2 separate regions of the Homo sapiens genome follow, and region 1 is linked to region 2. Evidence: chromatin loops called from intact Hi-C (ENCODE). Cell type or tissue: endothelial cell of umbilical vein. All regions are shown on one strand.

Region 1 (8,000 bases), 1.5 Mb before region 2:
TATCTATCTTGGTCTGAATGTTTGTGTCTCCCCCAAATTCATATGCCGAAACCTAATCATCGACATTATGGTATTAGGAGATGGGGCCTTTGGGAGATGATTAGGTCATGTGGCCTTCATGAATGGAATTAGTGTTCTTTTGAAAGCCCCAGAGAGCTGCCTTGCCCCTTCTATCATGGGAGGTTATAACAGGAAGGTGCCATTTATAAGCCAGAAAGTGGACCTTCACCAGAATCTGGCTGAATCTGCCAGTGCCTTAATCTTGAACTTCCCAGTCTCCACAACTATGAGAAATTAGTTTCTGTTGTTTATAAGCTACCCAGTTTAAGGTGTTTTGTTATTGCAGCCTGAAAATACTAATATATCATCCATATATCACTCAATCTACCTATCTATTCATCCATGTATTTGTGTGTGTGACATACACACAGTAATATACCTGCCTAATGTTTAATATTGGATATCAAGTTAAGAAATAAGCAAATTCCTTGACAGTCTGGTTTCTACTTGCATCAAGACATTGTCTTAAATCCAAGACCTCTTTCATTAGGATGAAACATTTTTGGAATATAATGTAATATCGCTGGGCTGAAGACAACGTCCACAGTGGCAAATGCCATACTACCACAAATAAAAAGAATCCCCGTTATGTCTCCTGTTAATAATAAAAATTTTATAATTATTCTCAGAAATAACCCCTCAAAAAGATACTATCAGAGACTATCAGTTTATAACACTAAACTTTTGAGACATCCTTTAACATAAGGCCCATCTCACTATTGTTTATCTTTTTTTTTTTTTTTTTAATTGAGACGGAGTCTCTCTCTGTTGCCCAGGCTGGAGTGCAGTGGCACAATCTCCGCTCACTGCAACCTCCACCCCCTGGGTTCCAGCGCTTGTCATCCCTCAGCCTCCCGAGTAGCTGGGACTACAGGCGCACATCACCACGCCCTACTAGTTTTTTTGTATTTTTAATAGAGACAGGATTTCGCCATGTTGTCCAAGCTGGTCTTGAACTCCTGACCTCAGGTGATCCGCCCACCTCGGCCTCCCAAAGTGCTGAGACTACAGGTGCGAGCCACCGCACCCGGCCCTATCAATTATTCTTTAAATGAATGATAATGTGGCAGTATAAAAGAGTACTAAATAATATTGTTTCCTCTGCACAAGGTGTACACTCATATTTATATGGTGTACACACACATATATATTTATATATATGAGTGTGTATACCATTTGTGTACACCCTATAAATATATTTATGGTCTACACACACATATATTTATATGGCGTACACAAATGGTATACATACTCATATATGTAAATATATATGTGTGTACACCATATAAATATATGAGTGCATAGACTGTAAATATATGAGTGTGTACACCATGTGTATTCATTCATCCTTCACTAAGTAATTCTTACTATGTGGAAAATACGTCTTATACCAATGAAATAACAAATAAATATACATACACACAAACACATACTCTTGTTCCTGAAATAGGCAACCCATTGTATTGTAAACAAAGTGACAATAGGTGCTATGAGGACAAGCTGACTTCACAACCCACTTGTTGGCCCATGTGGCTATGCTACTTGTTCTGACATCATCTCTTAAATCCTGAAAATAAATCCAATATCAACACTGTATCCATTGTAGATCCTCTCTAGTAACCAGAGAGTGCAGGGAAACAAATTATACATCAAGGCCTTTTGCTGTGCTGTTTGGATGAAACAAAAAAGGAACATCCAGACTCATAATTTTAACCATAGTCTCTTTCCCCTTGCTCTTTCACAAAAAGACAGCAGAATTTGTTCCTGTGTAACAAATGTGTTTCTCATGTTTTGAAAATATTTACTGAGGATTTTTACATCCCAGTTTTTCTTCCAAGAATGCTGAATCATGATTGCTTTAATAGGACAAAGCAAGCTGACAGCCCACATACAACCTGTTATCAAGACACTCTTGAAAATGTGTTCTATTTCTAAATAGTTGAGAAACTTGTGTTGTTTTTTTTAATTCTTTACCATAAAGCTCTCTCCAATTGAATTGCCCTATTCAACACAGTGCATACTTAATAACAACCACTTTCCCTTCAAGAGAGACTACAAGGGAAGTGCCTGTTTATTTAGCTGATCACTTAGTTCTTTGTTGCCTGGCATAGGGTTCCATTGTACATGAAAGGCACAGAAGCAGCACCCCCATCCTGAATGATTTGTGCAGTGTTTTTAAAAACATAGTGCCATGGAGTGAATTTCTATTTTGAATTTTCTGCTTTGTAGCCTTTTACATTATGTCTTAAGCTTGCATTACTTCCTAAAACTGAAGTTGAAATGAAGAATAAAGAAGATGGCATACATCTGATAAGGTTTTTATACTGCTATTCTGTGTTAGGTTAAAAGTAGCCACTATTGGTGACAAGTTTTCTTTACAGGACATGGACAAATTAATCAGATTACTTCAGTTGTAAACTCTATGATGCTAGGAACCATTTTATCATTGCACTTTCTCACTCTGCTCTGTAGGACAGGATTAGTAGTGTAGAATCAGTACTTAATGTGCCTATATTAGAGCTCTTGTAAGAAAACTTGAGTCTAATCTTCAGGGGAAAAATGTATATATATGAATATGTATATTCACATATTTATGAACATAAATATATGAATATGTATATTCACATATTTATGAACATAAATATGTGAATATGTATATTCACATATTTATGAACATAAATATGTGAATATGTATATTCACATATTTATGAATATAAATATGTGAATATGTATATTCACATATTTATGAATATAAATATGTGAATATGTATATTCACATATTTATGAATATAAATATGTGAATATGTATATTCATATATTTATGAATATAAATATATGAATTTAGGCTATCTGTTAACCATTTACTGTGTATATTGATATTCCACATGAATATACACAGTAGACGGTTAATAGGTACCGTAAATTGAAGTTATTAAGGGGTGTTGGAGAGATTGCCAGTAGTCATCAGAACCAAATCTCATGACCTAGATTTGATCCAGGGTTGCTTTGGAAACAGAGGCTTTTGATTTGCTTTTCCTAGTTAAATTCCTTTGCTTAGGCTAAATATATCTGAAGCATGTAGTGTTAGTCCGAACTTCTGAGGACACTCTAATCATGAAAACAATTATCTGGCCACTGGATGCCACTGTTGCTCAACCAGAAATCAGAAAGTGGGAATTCCTGTGGCAATATAATATTAGACAGTTAAAGAACATTACTGCTATTAATGACTGTGGATTTATGCTCCTGAACCATTTCTCTTGATGAATGCACTTTTTTCTAGATGAGTTGCACTTGGTGAGGGCAGGTAAAGTTGAGAAAATATGTAAATGGTTAGCAATGAATTTTTTGGTATATTTTACTTTCACTATCCTGCTACAAAAATACTTTTTTTTCCTGCTTAGTGTACTGTAGCTGACAGTCTCCATTAGTTATCAGCTAATGTTGCAGAGTAAGACCAAACAGGGTGTCATGGCCTCAAGCTATTAGAAGGGCCTCTTCATCCTAACAAAGACCCTGGGGTGAAAATAGTTTGCATGAACAGTCACTGGAACATTATTCAGACTCACTAAGCACTGCATTGCAGATTGACAGAGTTACACAGCTTCTTCATTTATACTAGGCACAAATAAATTAAAAATAGCTGTATTGTGTACCTTTAAAAAGTAACATAAAAATTGTTTGTATTTGAAAAGTTCATACAAGATTTGGGAGTAAAATGCTGAAGTAATAAATAAACATGAGGTCAGTTTAGGAACAACCATAATTGCTTTGTATGACAAGATTTGCATAGCAAACATTTTTTATTAATGTACAGTGAAGGCCACTGGAATGAGTACCAACCTCAGTATCTTTGCAGTATCTGTGCCTTCATAGGAAGGTATAGATTTAGCTAGGACAATTAGTCATTGTTTACTGAAAGGCAGATAGAGCCACAGTTCCTATTTAAATATTTGAAATTATTTTTATCTTGCTAGCTATGTTGATTTTAATATGTGGTTAAAAAAATAAAAGTGCCAATTTTACATTAGCAGTAAATTTCCACTATTCATTTCAACCATCTTTAGAAAACAGGTAGGTGAGTTTTATCAGGAAGACCCTTTTCTAGTCATAAATTTGAATTTATAATACCTTTGCATACATGTATGAAAGGTTTTAATGACCTGAAACATCTATTTTTTCTTGTTATTTTAAAATATAATACCTTTATGGTCTGTCTCTTGATTGGCTTTGTACTTAACACTTTGGTATCATTGATATTTTCTGGCTTTCACATAGTGTAATGAAATTCTGTACTCAATACATTTTTTAAAAGGTACTCATTTTAAATACCTATTTAAAAATACTCGTGCTTACTTTCTTCCTCATTTAAAAATATAATGTAACATAATTATTTTGTTTCAAAAACATAAATACTTCAGGAGGTAAATATGTGAAAGAGTAATGAGGAGAGGTCATATTACCTCGAGAAATATTTACTTTGGGATTTTTAAAATGTCAGTGCCATACCAAACTGGCAGAAGGCTTTGGAATGAATGCCAATTAATTAGAAGAAAGGAGAAAGTAATTTTTCCATTTTATGGCAAAATATTGGGTAAAATTGTATCTATTACATATAAATACATATATGTTACTAACATCTCACAGCAAATACAAAGAGATAAGGTTATTCTTAAATGCAGTCATGTTAAAACACAAATAATTTTATTTTATTTATTTTATTTATTTACTTTTTAGTGGTAAATACTGACATTGATTCACTCTCTTTAAGTAATATTCTGTGAGAGTCATGATGCAAAAAACATGACATTATCCTGAAAAGAATACTGGAGAGACAGAAAATATCTACAATTATCATATTTTCAGTATCATACATAACATCTTCTCCAATGCACTGGGAAGTTACTAAATGGAATGATAAGTAAACGCAGTCAGACAATTAGCAATTCCATTTGCCTAAAAGTATTCATTTAGCAAAGTCACATTAAACTCCATAAAGCAGACCTCTCCTACTCTCCCATTCTAATAAACAATACATTATTGCAATTGTTTTCTTTTCTTCCAGTATTTGATTAGACAAGGAACATTTTTCTTTCTCTATCAGTGTTTACCCAAAATGACTACATAGAAAGAATGTGAAGTCAGTATGCATGTATTACTATGATAACTATTAATAACTTACATTGTAATAAAACCTGATAATATAATTTTCTTAAAAATATACATAAAAGTCACAAGTTTGTTAATGGCAATACTTTATACAGTGTAGATAGATATAACAAAAAAAGATCTAGTGGAAAGTTTCTTCACGCCACAATTACACAAAGCAATATCAATTGTTTATAAATTGGGTTTATCTTAAAAGTAAGTTAGGCTCATCACAGAACACCAGAAATGACCAGTACATAAAATGGCCTTACCTACTATTGGTACAATGATTTTAAATAGACTTGGTATTTGAGAAAGTATTACTTAAAAATTGTTTAATAAATGGTCCCAATTATAGCTCGTTAATTGAGCAAAAAAGTATTTAATTTTATATAGCTTTAGACTTTTTTCCTTACTAAAATTATTTTTGTAAATGTAGATATTCTTACCTCATATTCAAAATATTGCCCAGCCTGGCCTTTCCCTCTCCTAATAAAAGTATTTTCAGGTTTTGGGATATTTGTATCTTTCATTGCCATATTGCTTTGATAGAGTAGCACATTACTAAAATATTTGTTGTATTAGCAATTTAAATATTCAAAGCTGAATGTGAATCAAACTATATTCATGGATGGATTTCCTAAATGATAATCTATGACATCTGATATGGTTTAGCTGTGTCTCCACCCAAATCTCATCTTGAATTGTAGTTCCCACAATCCCCATCTGTCATGGGAGGACCTGGTGGGAGGTAATTGAATCATGGGGACAGTTACCTCTATGCTGTTCTTGTGATAGTGAGAGAGTTCTCACGAGATCTGATGGTTTTATAAGGGGCTTTTCCCTGCCTTCACTCTGCACTTCTCTCTGCTGCTGCCATGTGAAGCAGGACGTGTTTGTTTCCCCTTCCACCATGATTGTAAGTTTCCTGAGGTCTTCCCAGCCCTGTAGAACTGTGAGTCAATTAAACCTCTTTCCTTTATAAATTACCCAGTCTTGGGCAGTTATTTATAGCAGTGTGAAAACAGACTAATACAACATCAGAGAAAAGATATGCCAACCAGTGTTTGTTTTTCTAGTCCTATGGACCTTTGTGACAAGTCAAAAGGGAAAACATGTATCAGCCTATCAACATAAATTAATAATTATCCTTCTGAAGAAAATACATAAATACCTCCACACATCATTTATTATTAGTGTTTTCTCTCTTATCAAACATAATCAGTTTAACTTCTGACTTTAAAAAATTATCTTATATTGCTTTGTGAGCTTTAATAATTCTGGAAGCTTTTCTTCTGGGCCCTCTCCCCTGGTGAATTGCAGTATTAAATGTTTTAGAACATGAAATATTCGCTGAAGTGTATAACCCTGGAATGCAGAAAATTGTGATTTACTTGGGGCCAGGACCAAGAAGAGAATCTTCCAGATGTCTTGGGCCTCATGACAGATTTTTCAGGGACAAGGAGAGGCTTGATAAGGGTAGATGCCAACAAAATTGGAGAACTGCAGCAAAGAAAAGAGAACTGGATTATACTAAGAGGTAATTGATCAGGCAAGGAGGAAAGAGACAATTAAAATGTGAAAAGAAAAGGACTTGACAAGTTTAGGATACTTTCTGAACTCTTAGAATCCTTTTTCTGAAACTTCGAAGATTCATCCATTCCTATGTGAACCTGAGAAGAAAATACATGGTTTCTAAAGGATTACCTTGGTTGACAATTTGGCAGGAGTTCAAGAAAAATTCTAAGAGCTCTTTCTGACCCTAGTCAAAATAACATCCATTTTAAGGTGCATAGTAAATTTAATTTTAGACTCTTTTGATCAATTGATGTATTAATTATAACATGATTAGACCCTTTGCAGAGTTAAGAATATAAAAGGAAAGAAGTGGAACATAAGATGTTACCTGAGAAAGAAACTAGTAAACTTTATCTTGTTATGGATTTCAGGCCAGACCTTAAAAAGTAACCTCAACTCTCATAGCCTCAGTAAGTAACTTCCTGTGTAACTTAGTTTTAAATATACAGAAAAGCAAAAAGGAGAAATGTCTCTTTTCTTTCTAGTTTTTAATTGGCAACTGCTATTGGAGGTTTTCTTTCTCTTTAAGCTTACACAGCAGTACAAAAAGCTACATGGATCACAATATCTTGGTTTTAAGAAAATATATAAAACAGATACATAATAGAAAAATATTTTACTAGAAAAATCTTTCTGCATAATCTTTTTGGAAAACATTACTCTTTCCACAGGTCTTAAATTGTTTTATAGTTTCAACCACAAATCAAAAATGTCCATAAGAACTTGGACAGGCATTGGTAAACGGACATAAAAGCAAAACAGATTTGATTGATTTATGTTCAGTCACTCCTCCTTAGCACTTAAAAAATTAAAGCTTAATCATGCACATAGAAGGAAAACAACGCTTACTCTTGGGAACATCCTCCTTGAATATTAAATTAAGGCAACAAAAGGATTTTTTAAGTTAACCTGTATTTGTGCATTTAAAACATATTTGAATTTTTTCAGTGGTTGTTTTTGGCCTTGAAACATTGAATGTCACCAAAATATCAGAGAATTCCAGAACTCAGAGGGTTAAGAGGAAAGGTGTTATTTCAAATGCTAGGTCAACAAACTATTAATAACAAGCAAAATCTACCACCACTGTGTCTGTCATCTGCTTGATTATCATAATGCCGAGCCTGGTTGGTATTTACCAGTTTCTCCTTGGCTGAAAGAGTGGTAAAGAGCCCAATTGTTGATCAATTCTCAGTAATACAGAAGTGAGCTTATCT
Region 2 (8,000 bases):
TAAGCTGATTCTTAATTGGGTGATAAAGGAAGGACTCTGAAAAAACTGTCCCTTCCAAACTTGGAGTCAAAGATCTTATGGTATGACTGTACATAAGGCTCATACACTCTATATTTTGAAAGCCAGTCCTAGCTACAAAAAGTATGTATTTGTAATTTCATGAAAACTAAGAAAACACAATGAACATTCCTTTTTAATATCTATGATATTATTCTACTTTCTATTCAAAAGTGGCCTTATTTTTCCCTCTTTCAACCCATGCTTTGTGCTCTGTTTTAAAAAGTTGACTACCGAAGATGAATCTAAACATAGCTTTAGGTTACTCTTTGGAAACTGCTGACTTCACTAAAACAAAAATAAAAGTAAAAACTATAAGTCCTGAAATAGTAGCAACTATTGTTCAGAATATTGCCTTCGTATCATTGGAGAAAAATTTAAAGTGCATATTACTCTGAAAAGAACTGGTAATATCGAGATACACAAGAGTGTAACTCTAGTGGGTAATAAAATTATTCCAAATCCTGACATGCATTTACTGCCTTATTCACAGTTTTCCTATTTCATTTTATACAATATAACACATGAATGGAGCTCTTACAAATCCTTCTTTTCTGGCTTCTATCCTGTTTTGTAATCTCATAGACTCCTTCCCCTGACTCCATGCCTTTAGTTCCTTGTTTACTGTATTTATCAATTGTACAGAAATACAAACCTCTGAAACCAGATTTGCTCTCAAGAATTCTGTCATATCGAACACACTGATTGCTACACATTCAGTTTTTGACCTGACATATTTAAATAGAAACCCAATCCTGTGCAGTATGGGAGAAAGTCACTGGACAAAGAACTACTGATCATGTCCACGCCTTAAAGTGTCTTCCCCAGAAATTAAGGGGATATGCAAATCTGAATAGGAGAACTGAATCACACTGGCCAAGCTTGGGCAAGACTAGTGTATGTGCTCTAATGTGACTGTATGTATGTTGCCATACATAGCTGTAACCTAAATCCCTGCAAAACAGGCTAGGACATACTGTTCCCTAGAGAATGACCAAAAGGACAAAATATCTATTTGGCATGTTTTGGCTTATTTGTTTTTGACAGAATATATAACAAATCTGTAATAAATCAACAAACCTATAATATAGGTATAACAAATCTGTAACAAATGTAATCAGCTTATTTCATGAATCTCTAGGTCCACTTTACTTGCCTCCTTTTTTCCCAGACTTTTTACTGCTTTTCCAACATCCACATTGAATCTGATTAATTACAGAGTTCTTTCTAGGCCATCTAAGCTTAAATTTCTCTAATTGCAGAAAAAAGCAGTGAAGTGCATTAACAAGCAGATGCAAACAGCCGAATTCAACTAAATTCCACTCCCCAAATCCTACACCAACCACCAATTAGTTCATCCTAAAACTAACTTCTCTACCTTTAAAACAAGTTCTTTAGAATCAGAATGATTTTTCATCAGCCTTGAACCACAAGTATGTACAGGAGGGTTTACAAACCTGTCTTGAAAATCAAACATAGGATACCCACTTGCTTCTGAGTACCTTTAGGAAGTTATCAGATGACTATAAAGCCAAATAAAGCATAACAGATGTCCTAATTCAGCTAAAATCATGACTCTGATAGGCCCAAGCTAAGGAATTGGAAGGTGTTCTGTCTTCCAAAGTCTTTTTATTGTCTCTGATTGAATTAAGGACTGAAACCAAACAAAAACAAAGTAATGACTGTCCCTAACGAAGAGGAACCTGGGTTTCCACTAGGATTGAGCTATGGCAAATAAAGCTGTTTAAGTACAGCTGTACATACAACCCTGTACATACATCTCCTGTACATACAACCCTCCTGGACTATTCAGGGAGATCTTCAAGAAAGAGCTTGCTTCAGGGACAAAGGATCACAGCACAGGAATCCCACTCAGCAACATGGTCTACTGACTGGAGACCAGTGTGAATTGTGGAGTGTGGGAGTTGAATATAAAACTCTCCCCACCCTGTTATCCTTCCGCTTGTGTGGAGTTGCCAGACTTCAAGGTAGTGTGTTGCTTGAATAATGAGAATATCATTGGTGACAGTGACAGCATAAAGACTGAAAGCATTTTTCTCAACGCTCTATACTTCCACATTTTTCTGTGACTCTAGGAGTAAATGCTAGCCTCCAAAATGACTAGTGCTGCCATCCCTGACCAGCTGTTGACATGTTGACCCCAAGTCTACTATAATGTGACTTAAAAGATAAATAAATGTAGCATTGGTTATGTTGTAAGGTTGAGAAATAAGACTCTTGTTATGGTTCTAATACTCTGAGGTCAAGGAATTCTCCTATGAAACTCTCTTAACCATGCATCATAAAGGAAAGGAATATTACTCCCTTGAATTTGCATTGAAATGTCCTGAGTCCTGAAAAAATAGTAATAGTTGTTTTAGAGAAGTTAGCAGACTATGGCCCTTAGGCCATACCCAGCCTTCCACCTGTTTTTGTAACAAACAAATAAAACAAAAAACAAAAATCCCCAAGTTTTATTGGAACACAGCCTCGCTCATTTGTTTACTGACTGCCTATGGATGCTCTGGTGCTACAACAGCAGAGCTGAGTAGTGATAGAGATGGTATGGCCCATAATCTAAAATATTTACTCTGAAGCTCTTTCCAGAAAATTTTACCAACTTCTGTTCTAAAAGTAGGGCACACAACTCAAACCCCTGGAAGCAGAGTGGGTGACACAGAAGCAGCTGCCAGCCAGCAGGGCTGTCTGAGTCTGCAGCTTAAGAGTCTAGGCTTGGCGAGCATCAGTCCCAACAACAGCAGCCAATCTTATCCAGATACAGCATCTATTTGCCCTCCGATCATCTGTCACTCTCCATCAGCTATACCCTGTATTGCAGCATCATGCGTTCCCCCTTGTCAGTTCCTATGTCAGCTGGCTTCCAGTTGAATAAAGACAATAAAAAGTATGTGGGGAAAAAATGGAAGAAGAGAAAGAAATCTAAGTATTTCTTGACCTTTTCTCTGCTTTTGGCAGCTTCTTGTGCAGAGATTGTACCTCTTCCATGAATCCATTCCCTGATAGATTCACCTTCTGCGATTTCAACCTCCACCTTATAACCATGATTCCAAATTCTGATTATATCATTTCCTCCTTGTCCTTCCAGTTTAGGGGCACAATGACTTGCTGCTATTGCTAATCTTAAGGGTTTTTCAGGATCCCCTGTTGGAATTCTCAGTACTTACATCACTTAAGTTACTACCTCCCTACATTAAATTCCCTTTGTGGTAAATAATTGAGGTGATTTCTACTTTTCTAGTACGAAAGGGTCACTGGTATCTCAGATGAGAGGAAGCAAAGCAGTTCTGCTTAAGTGGCCCCTTTGTGCTCTAGGGGCTACTAGCAGCTTCAAGGATCAGGCTCCGCTACCAGGGATTGTGAACAATAACCAGGCTTAGTTTGGAATGCAGTTAAATCACATCTTGAGGATTCTCTGAAGCACTTATGTAGTAATAAAATTCTTACAGGAGCAGGTGAGAGCTTGGCATCGGTGAAATTCAGGCACAGATGTTAATGTGACTTCAGTTATCATTGAGGAGTGGTAAGGAATAGGACATTCAAGTTCCAAAAAGGATTCCATTTTTAACTATAGTGCTATTGATTTGTCATTGTGTGTAATGCCATTCAACATTTTCCTTAAACACTAATTGACAGAGTTATAATTTCTTCTAACAAAAGAAGAAATTGATGAGATTTCAATCTGATGGTTTTAATTACTGTCATTAAAGACACACATGAGCTTTCAGACTTAAACGCCCTCTCCCAGTTCTACTCTGGTAAATTCTTTGGGAGTTACAGAAGCCACTATAATTCAGACTCATAGTTTGATAGGAAAAGTCAGCCCTAGTTAAATGCCATCAATAGCTAACGCAGTTTGGACAGTTTAATTATGTACTTGTCTGAACACTTGTCACACTTCTGGTGACTTCAAAGCAATGTAGTCTTCAGCACTAAAATTTGCAGTGTTTTATAATCAAACTTATTAGTGCTTCTTCACATTACAAGACTATACGAGATATGAAGAGGTTAAGTAACTTGACCAAGACTATCCTGAACTGACAAGAAAAAATCGAGAGCTGAAACAATTAGCTAAGTGGTTCAAGCAAGATTAACAATCCATCTTTTTTTAGGGGGTGCTAGGAGTTTAAATTACTAAACTAAGTATCTGATAATTACCTAAACTCTCAGATCTCAGATTAAAATCATCGTCCAAATTCAGCATCACAATACTTAGTGAATTTCTTAGTGCTGTGTTTTTTATAGAAATTATGAACCCTTTGTTTCATATTTAAAAATTCTGTCACTGTTTTTGAAGTGTTACATATTTATATCGCCACCTGGTGGATTGATTTGTAATGAAGGCAGGCATATGGCTTGGGGTGGAAAAGGTGAGAACAAATCATCCTGGAGCCATTCACCCTTTTAAAGACACCTTTTCTCTCAGGTGCCTCACCTCTAACGCTGTACTTGAAAATTTTGTTCTGAATATAAACAGCCAGAGAAGGAAATTCAGAATCATGTTATTAACAGACATGTTTTGCCTCCTCAAGGAGAAACAGATCAATGAAGTTCCCAGTGGCCAGGAAAACATGAATATATGTTAAAGTCATTAATGGCTGTGTTGCTTCTGTTTAGCAGTAAGGTATAATGACACAACTGATTTGCTTTTTCCTCATTATGTGGTGTTAAAAAGGAGAATAATTATGACAGGGAAGATAGGGATGGCTGTATTTTTAAAATTAAAAGTAATGGATAAATTTAGTGTAAAATTTATCTTTTTCTAGAAATAATAAATTTTGTAGAAAATTAGACAGTTCTCTTATGAGATATATCTGCTATGCCCTTAGAGATTAATTGGGACTCTGTTTCTGTGTGTTTATTCTCATCTATAACCACTTTAGGACACAGCTGCCGTTACTTAAACAAGTTAATTGTGTTGGTCTGTTTCCACATTAAGACAATTTTCCAGGGTCATTTCTGCAGGATTTTTTTGAAATGTAATATTCCTTGTATGTCCAGGGTACTAAGAGTTCATGCCTTTGTCTTTGGAGACAATGGTGTCCTTGCAACTGACAAAGCTTCTTTTCAAAGGAATAAGCTTATTTATGTTGAATCAGCCTCTTTACTTCTATACGACTCCTTTAGGTTTGTGATAAGAGTGACTAGCAGAAAGAATAACTGAAGACATCCTTTATATCATTCAAACTTTTTTCTAGCATTTATGAAAACTAATAAGAAACCAAATCCTCAACACTTACAATTGTTGGAATATTCTGGTTAGTAAACCATTTTATCTTAAAAATGAATTAATATTCATAAGATATTTTACTCATTAAACTGGTATTTTACATAAATCTTTTCTTACTTTTTTTACTCATTTTCTAATTATTATTAATTAATTGGTTAAGCAAATTAAGAAGTCAAGAAGTACCCAGTGATTACAAATTATATAAAATATTAAATATCTAAAATTAGTTTCGACCCTAGGCAAACATTTCAGACCCAGTATATTTTCTTCATTGTCTTAGCATAAAACAAATACAAAAAGTCTCTATTTGTATTTGCAACTACTGGATAGGTGAATGACACTTTAAAACTCTAGGGATCTGACAATGAATGCATTGATACACACCAAATAAGATATATTACAAATTTTGGTCTCATCCATAAAGACATACATTGGGTAATCCAACCCTTATTATTCAGAGTAAAAGCAGTACTTTGGAACTTTTAAAAGAAGACACACACATGTGCGTGCACACACACATACGCATACACACAAACACACACACACATATCTGTTATGTAGGATTTGGGGCATTTAAAAGAAGCTTTATGTACATAAAAATTCATTAATCTTTCTGGTCTTTTCAGTTGGCTTTGGAATATATATGTGTGTGTGTCTCTTTATATATATTATTCAATGCTTACATAGTTATAGATATTACTAGTATTTTAGCTCAGTATCCAATACTATATTTGGCACCCTGTTAGTTGCACTCTGGTGATATTGTTGTCCCTTTGCATCTTTGATCCTTTCCTTTAATTTTACCCTACATGTTACAAGAAATTATAGATCTGTATAATTTAGAAGGTCAAAAATTTCAAAAAGGTTTTCTTTTAAACAAAAAATAACAGTCCAAACTTTCTTTCCCCTATTTCCCAGCCCTCAGAAACAACTACTTTGATCTTTTGCCGATGATTATTTTACTTGTTACATTAATGCCTTTAAATAAGGTGGAGTGCATATCCCACTATGGAAGTGAGAAATCTGTTTTCTTTCCTTTCCTCACTTTATCTACAGCCTGAACTTCCTTTCTATATCTCTTCAGAGAGAGATTACTGATTGCCTTATTTTTTTATTAGCTTAGTTTTCCATTCTTTTTAAAAACATATTCAACCTCAATGCTTTTACCTCATTGCCTATATATTCTCTCAAAACATCCAAAGACTGCAGGTATTCTACCAGTGAATCTTCCTGAAGAATTCTCTCCTGGAAGCTTCTGATCTGCTTCAGTCTGAACTTGTTGCCTCTGTGCTTGGTATAGAGCTGGCATCTTTATGATCTTTGTTGGTTATATCATCTTTGTGGGTTTGGATCTTGTACTTTCCCTAATTCGTGCTCACTTCTCTTCTGGATCACTCTTTTATATGGTGGAACATGTTCTGAGAAAGGGTATAAGGAGGTAAAATTTTGAGACCTTGCCTGATGAAATATCTTTGTTGTCCTTTCATTCTTAATAGTTTGGTTACATAGATAATTCAAGTTAGGAAATTACTTCCCCTCAGAATATTGAGAGCCTTCCTCCACCACTTTCTAGTTTCCACTGTTCTTGTTGAGGGGTTCAAAGATATTATGATTCTTACTCTTTTGTAAGTAACTATTATTTTTTTCTTTCTATAAACTTCTAGGGAGCTTGTCTTGAATTCTCTGGATTTATATGACAATAGGTTTGTTGCATGTCTATTTTAATCTATTTGGTGGATATTCACTGAGCTCTTTCAATCTGAAAACTTCCTTCTCTTCTGAAAAACTTTTCTGGAATGAGTTCATTGATTTCCCTCCTCATCTCCCTTTTCTCTTTTGTTTGTTTGAGACGGAGTCTCACTCTGTCACCCAGGCTAGAGTACAGTGGCACAATCTTGGCTCACTGCAACCTCCGACTCCCGGGTTCAGGCGATTCTCATGCCTCAGTCTCCTGAGTAGCTGGGATTACAGGTGCATGCCACCACACCCGGCTAATTTTTGTATTTTTAGTAGAGACAAGGTTTCACCATGTTGGCCAGGCTGGTTTCAAACTCCTGACCTCAAGTGATCCACCCGCCTCGGCCTCCCAAAATGCTAGGGTTACAGGCGCGAGCCACGTGCCTGGCTCCCATTTTCTCTAAAATTCTTATGCCTTGATATTAGACTTCCTGGATTGATAGGTTAATTTATGTTTCCTCTCCCGAGTACATTCGAGACAAGCTTTTGAAAAATGTTGTCTTTCCCTGCATACTTCCCATTTTCTTTTCTTTTCCTTTTCCTCTATTTTTAATGTTAGAGGATTTCCTCAAGTACCCAGTAGTCATGGGTTTTCTGCTTATATTTAACACCTGGACACCAACAATTGATTCGAAGCTCATAACTGGATCTTTCAAATGTATACTTTGCTGTAGGATGCCTTGGGTGAGCCTTTTAGCTGAGGAAATTTGAGGTCAAAACCTGGTTGATTTCCCAAAAAGGTATCTCCAGTTCTTTTGCCCAGAGGGTAGACTGGTACCTGTGTTCTGTGGGTTAAGGGGAAAGGAGGACTGGGGACTATTAGCACCCAGTATACATACACTTCCTAATGCCTAGTTTCCCTTTCATACCTTTGATCTCAACTCCATCAGGTGTTTTGCAGACACAGGAACAGACATTTTACTCTTTCCAGAGAATAAACCAGTCTTTTATTGCAATA

Evidence for each region. Hi-C counts contacts between places; a loop is a spot of excess contacts. Peaks named below come from ENCODE experiments on the same cell type or tissue, not always from the same donor. Only the 100,000 strongest peaks of a DNase experiment are listed, where the experiment ranks them.
Region 1: it touches region 2 in a loop (21-fold over the local background); 3 of 110 quality-filtered maps call a loop at or near these places.

What each region holds. Positions count from the first base shown.
Region 1 is chr2:212,543,819-212,551,818 of GRCh38, reverse strand. No RefSeq gene overlaps it. Among named protein-coding and RNA genes, the nearest start is that of ERBB4, 9.0 kb to the right of the region's middle. In endothelial cell of umbilical vein, a CTCF peak has its summit at 3,184 (motif pointing right); a DNase peak (open chromatin) is centred at 3,198.
Region 2 is chr2:211,081,657-211,089,656 of GRCh38, reverse strand. The region is part of intron 3 of LOC107985978 (a long non-coding RNA gene); the gene reads right to left. Among named protein-coding and RNA genes, the nearest start is that of CPS1-IT1, 470 kb to the right of the region's middle. In endothelial cell of umbilical vein, a CTCF peak has its summit at 4,406 (motif pointing left); no DNase peak of the experiment used is centred here.